Regions from separate parts of the Homo sapiens genome. Here region 1 is linked to region 2. Evidence: read pairs that join two places in POLR2A ChIA-PET (ENCODE). Cell type or tissue: GM12878. All regions are shown on one strand. Each heading gives the region's core, and the rest is flanking DNA. Links, peaks and the distances in the headings are about the cores only.

Region 1 (2,916 bases), core at 264-2,763, 82 kb after region 2:
TTTATCATTCTCTGAGAAACAAATGTTCTCCAGGGGTTCCGTATTTTAAAAGGAAACTAATTTTTCCTCATCCCTCAAAAAATTCGAGGAAAGCTGGGAGAAGGCATTCATAGGCAGATAAGTAACAACTTATTTCCAAAAACTAGATGCAAAGGCTGCAGGCCTACAAAATGTTGTCTTTTATAGACTCCTCACTTTTATAAGATGCAAAAAAAAAAAAAATCAGAGGAATAGCTTGTAACAAATGGTTACAACTATGGAAATACAGGAATGGCCAAAAAAAGGCAAAATTCCACTATAATAGTGTCATGTGCTTTTCCTCATTGGTTCCTCCTATTTAAACCCTTAGCATGTCTCTCCATCTTCTCTTACCCTCTCAAGCTACATTTCAGATGGCCCCAACTCCCTGATTTGTTTTCACATATCATTTAAGGGCTAGCAGGGCAAAACCTTCTGAAAAGTCATGCAGATGATCATTTGCCTGGCACGCTTTTTTTTAAGTCAGGACTCAAATGAATTGAAAAGTTGCAAACATATTATTTGCAGGCAATGTGCTCAGACCCCCTTGCCTCGATAGTGGGCTGCATGAAGCAGTGGTGGTGCACCATCATCCACCATTTCTGGTGCCAAGTTTTGTCTCGTGTCCAGCTGAAATGTTAGTCATCTTATAGAGCTGCTTGGAAGATGCTATTACATGTAAGTCCCAGCAGTTTTTTCCTCTCAGTACTAGCTTTTTGTGAACGTCATGAGACTGGGAGAAAATCTCTCTGCCAACAAGTGCTCAGTAAAAACCTCCATCCCAGAAATTACCCTGATATATGCAAGTGTGGCAGCGTGAGAGGCAAGTGGGTTGGCAAAGGGCCACGTGGATTCACATGCCACTACCTTCTATTTCCCTTTGTTCAGCTGTGCTGTTCGCACAGGGTGGTGGGTTCTCTCTCTCTTTTTCTTTTTTCTCCTTACTCTTAGCTTTTCTTTCTCTCTCTTTCTTTCTTTTCTTTCTTTCTTTCTTTCTTTCTCTCTCTCTCTCTCTCTCCCTCTTTCTTTCTTTCTTTTTTTTGGCAGTTGAGCTTTGAGCAGTGATGCGTTTTGTTTCAAAAGAGAATCACCAACAGAAAGGGATTGCTCATTGCTCATCTAACTTCAGGGCTCTCTTCTTGTAGAATGCTTCTGCCCACTCACTGTTTCATATGAGAAAGCATTTAAATTCAAAACTCACAAAGTCAGAACTGAAAGTATGTGGGTTTCAGTTCTCCTTATCCGTTTTCCCTTCTTTAAAAACTAAGGAGCCCTATTTGGAGATGTGCGTGCCTGCCAGGAATGAGGTGTGGGGCTCTAGGGTGCTGCGCTGGAACCCATGATGACATGGTTGGCCTATTCATCATAGACCTTTAGAAATGGAAAGAACCAGAAAAGGGCCTGGAAAGAACCTAATTCAATTATTAGGAAGAACCGAATTCATTACTTTTAATGGCAAAAACTGCAATTACTTTTGCCCCAATTTAATACATCATTTTACAAATGAGAAAATCAAAGCCAGAGAGAATGACCTGTCCAAAGTCACATGGCTAATTAGACCCTGTATCACATGTAGACCCTTGTATCTTGGCTGCATTTGGGTGTAGTTGCCAATGTATGTTTGAACTTGGATCTACAACTCCTCAGCAAAGTCAGAGAATCATGCAATTAAAAAAAAAAATGGAGCTAACAGCAAGTCCCAGCATCTCCCCTTAGTTTTGAAGAAGGCAGCATAAACCAGGATCTAGACCCAAAGCAGAGGTCTTGGTAGTTTTTACATGAAGAAACTCATGTGATTCCCAACCAATTCTATGCAACCACAGTTAAAGTGATTTATCTTCAACATCTGGCAACCTAAAGAACTGAAGTAGAGATGACGTTGGGAAGCTGAGTTCCAGGAACATTTTTGTCATGGAGGTAAGGTTCCTGGGTCATCATGAATTAGATGAAAAAGCTCCTTATAACTGGCCACAAAGAAGGCATCAATGACTTTACTAGGTGAAAATGTGGACTAGTGTTTGGATTTTCAAAACAAGCTGATATCAGCCACATGTAAGACCAAAGCAATAGTCACAAAGAAATCCAAAGGACAGCCTCTGGGCTGAGAATTAATAGATCCTTTTCAACAATTTTTACGATAACTTGTTGACAAGATGATTGTATAGACTATGATGAAAAGACATGAGAAAAAACAATTTGCAAGTAAGACTGAAGTACAGGTGGAAAAGGTGGTTAATGGGGTCATCTTTTTGCCCCTGGCCCTTCTAGCAGCCAATGGGTCAGGGCTGGACCCTTTATCCATCCAATCAAGAGGCCATAATGTTCCTCTCTGGAGCAGCAGAGAACTGAAAGATGCTACCAAAGTGTGAAAAGAGAAAGCAAAGCAAACTTCAAAGGACAAAGTCTGCAAAGATTGAAACTGTCAGTCTATGAATATGTGGCCCGATTCTTACTAGATGGACGTCAGAGGCCCTTCACTTTATACTAAAATATATTTAAAATATTGCAGCTGGGCGTGATAGCTCATGCCTGTAATCCCAGCACTTTGGGAGGCCGAGGTCGGTGGATCACGAGGTCAGGGGTTCAAGACCAGCCTGACCAACATGGTGAAACCCTGTCTCTACTAAAAATACAAAAATTAGCTGGGCGTGGTGGCGGGCGCCTGCAATCCCAGCTACTCAGGAGGCTGAGGCAGGAGAATTGCTTGAACTTGGGAGGCGGAGTTTGCAGTGAGCTGAGATCGCGCCACTGCACTCCAGCCTGGGTGACAGAGCGAGACTCCGTCGCAAAAAAAAAAAAAAAAAAAAAAAAAAAATTATTGCAACAGCCTGCGGCTGGGCGTGGTGGCTCAAGCCTGTAATCCCAGCACTTTGGGAGGCTGAGTCGGGTGGATCACAA
Region 2 (2,916 bases), core at 318-2,817:
TGGAAGGGAATACATCAAAATATTAACTGCAATTTTGGCTGAGAATGAAGTCCATAAGGGTTTTGTGGGGTTTGTTTTTTATCATTGTGCTTTCCTATATTGTTCAAATTTCTTAGTTATTAAATATTGCTTTTGAAAATTAAATATTGTTTTATAAAAAATACTGTTTTATGAAAAATTTATTGAACTTTTCATAATGAAAAATTCACTTACGAAAATAATATTTCACCTAAGCTTGCTGATCCTTTTTTGTGTGTTTTGTGACGGGGTCTTGCTCTGTTGCCCAGGCTGGAGTACAGTGGTGCGATCACAGCTCACTACAGCCTTGACCTCCCAGGTTCAAGCAATCCTCCCACCTCAGCCTCCCAAGTAGCTGGGACCACAAGCACATACCACCATGCCTGAATTTATTTTTTATTTTTTATGGAAACAGTGGCATCTAGCTATGTTGCCCCGGCTGTCTTGAACTCCTGGGCTCAAGTGATCCTCCTGCCTTGGTCTCTCAAAATGTTGGGATTACAAATGTGAGCTACCACGCCCAACCTGATCCCTAATTAATTAATTAATAACATGAAATGGGGGCACAGCAACATGCTAATAGTCTAATCCACATGATGGAAGTGAGAATGTCAGTTCTAAGTTCCTCCTGTATTTTTTCCACTCTTCTGCTTATAAGAAGGTCATCATGATTACATATAACATATGCCATACAAAAAGCCACTACTGTTACTTTCAGGTATGATGAATAAAAAGATTGCCCAGGCAAGTTGAGCAGGAGATGGCTGCTCTTGCAGTCTAATTAAGGGACAATGTGCCACCACCATTCTCTTAACCCACTGAGAGAACACAGGAAACGCCAGCTGCCGGAGCAGAGTTGGAGAAGAGATGGGGTGGCAGCGGCTGGGGTCTAGCTGAGACGTCCTTCTGTTTTCTTGGGTTAACAAAGGGGAAGAGACAAACCTTTAGCAAATGCATCCAGCTCAGAGCACATTTAAGCAAACTCTGCGGAGTGTGAGGAGGGTGTCTGGTGGCCCCAGAGAGTGGCTATGTTGGAACCCATGGCTGTGGCCATCGTACTCTTCTATCTTCAGGAAACTGCTCACCTTGTGATCAGAACTTTGACATTATTGGCCACTGGGTGACCAGATGCTGTCCTTAATGGCACTGGATATGTGTCTATTGTCATTTACAAGAAAAGAAGCTTCAGCCGTTCCTTAGGCGATACACAGAGTTAACTTGTAAGGTATGATGTGAGATTCACATGAGATCATGTTGTCCTCCATGCTCTCTAATTATTCTTTGGTTGGTATTGGTCTCAGCAGGAGAGATTGCAAGTCTTCTGGTCTCACAAACTACCCCTCCCACGCCAATCCCATCTGCTCCATCATGGGGCATCATCTTGCCGTTGGTCAGCCATGTTCCCCTATCTCATACTGATGCTTCCTTGGAAGTCCCCGTGCTAAACCACATTACTTTACCCTGGAGATGCCCCAACTCCTCCCCAAGGCCTAGGTGAAGTGACTCAACCATATGTACACAGTATCCTCAGATGTACACAGTATCCTCTCCATGGTAGTGAATCTGTATACTAATTTATACATAATCGATTTATGGGTGTAAAGACTTCACAAATAACTAAACATACAAAATGTGAATTCTCCTTCCTTCTCCTAGCTTAAGATTAGCTCAAAGACAATGAAAGCTGTACTGTGCTGTGCAATCTTCTCACGACCCACACGAAACAGGAAGCTCCTGGGGGTTTCTCACAAGCATGTGATAGATAGTTGTGGTTTCAGTGCAACAGTCAGGTAGATTTTGCAGCCGGAAACATTCACACAAAACATCCTTTATGGCTTCTGTCCAACTCCAGTGTTAGTCAGATGCAGTCCCTTTTACACTTTGACAAAAACCATTTGATTTCTCACACTGTATTTATTTTTTCTTATTGCAATGTCTTGTCTGAAGATACCAGACAAAGGATGACAAACTGGAGCCAGCTGAAGTGCAGGGCCCTTTCTCAGCTGCTCTTAAGAATCCCTCTCAGCACTTTGGGAGGCTGAGGCGGGTGGATCACCTGAGGTCGGGAGTTCGAGACCAGCCTAACCAACATGGAGAAACCCCATCTCTACTAAAAATACAAAATTAGCTGGGCGTGGTGGTGCACACCTGTAATCCCAGCTACTCAGGAGGCTGAGACAGGAGAATCTCTTGAACCCAGGAGGCGAAGGCTGTGGTGAGCCGAGATTGTGCCATTGCACTCCAGCCTGGGCAACAAGAGCAAAACTCCATCTCAAAAAGAAAAAGAATCCCGCAGATTGAGCCATTTTCCCCTGAGCAATAATCCCTCAAGCTTCTAAAGACACCACTTAGAGAAGGAAGAGCCTCGCCCCACTAATGCAGCTGAGTGATGCCCTTTGGGAAATTAGGCTAAGAGGGAATACCTTTTAGCTGCCTTCTGTTATTAATCTGGTCTCAATACCAATCAATGTTATTTATCACTACTGAACAAGCATTAATGCAGAGTCTGAAAGGGGCCTTAAATCTCGTGTAGTATGCTCAGAATCCTAGGAATCACACTTTTAGATCCCAATGGTATTGGGTCAAGGTTTTCCCTTCCATGGCAGATGAAGTTCACAATTTAGGATGCATGCTCACAAGCTTTGCAAGGAGATTACACTTCCGTTATGAAGAAAAAAGCAAACAAAAAAGAAAACCTCTTGCACCATTAATTTCAACTGCAATCAAATTGCAAGATTTTAAGATGATATATCTTGCACAAAGGTATTGTAGATAGAAGAGAAGCCTTTGTAAATATTTATATATTTCTCCATTGAGGGTTTTTAATTTTTGTTTTGTTTTGTTTTGTTTTTGTTTTTGTTTTTTTTAACTTCAGACAGAGAGCAAAGGAAACAGAGC

The links. Peaks named below come from ENCODE experiments on the same cell type or tissue, not always from the same donor. Only the 100,000 strongest peaks of a DNase experiment are listed, where the experiment ranks them.
Region 1: POLR2A ChIA-PET joins it to region 2 with 47 read pairs; 14 of 35 experiments call an interaction of 5 or more read pairs at or near these places.

What each region holds. Positions count from the first base shown.
Region 1 is chrX:13,004,136-13,007,051 of GRCh38, reverse strand. No RefSeq gene overlaps it. Among named protein-coding and RNA genes, the nearest start is that of TMSB4X, 30 kb to the right of the region's middle. RefSeq lists enhancers at 901-950, 2,284-2,343 and a silencer at 2,794-2,843. In GM12878, for the core only: no CTCF peak of the experiment used is centred there; DNase peaks (open chromatin) are centred at 777 and 1,261; H3K4me3 peaks cover 354 bases; H3K27ac peaks cover 2,500 bases.
Region 2 is chrX:13,086,312-13,089,227 of GRCh38, reverse strand. The region is part of intron 3 of LOC105373133 (a long non-coding RNA gene); the gene reads right to left. Among named protein-coding and RNA genes, the nearest start is that of FAM9C, 43 kb to the right of the region's middle. RefSeq lists enhancers at 1,424-1,583, 1,654-1,873. In GM12878, for the core only: no CTCF peak of the experiment used is centred there; DNase peaks (open chromatin) are centred at 1,447 and 1,807; H3K4me3 peaks cover 726 bases; H3K27ac peaks cover 2,500 bases.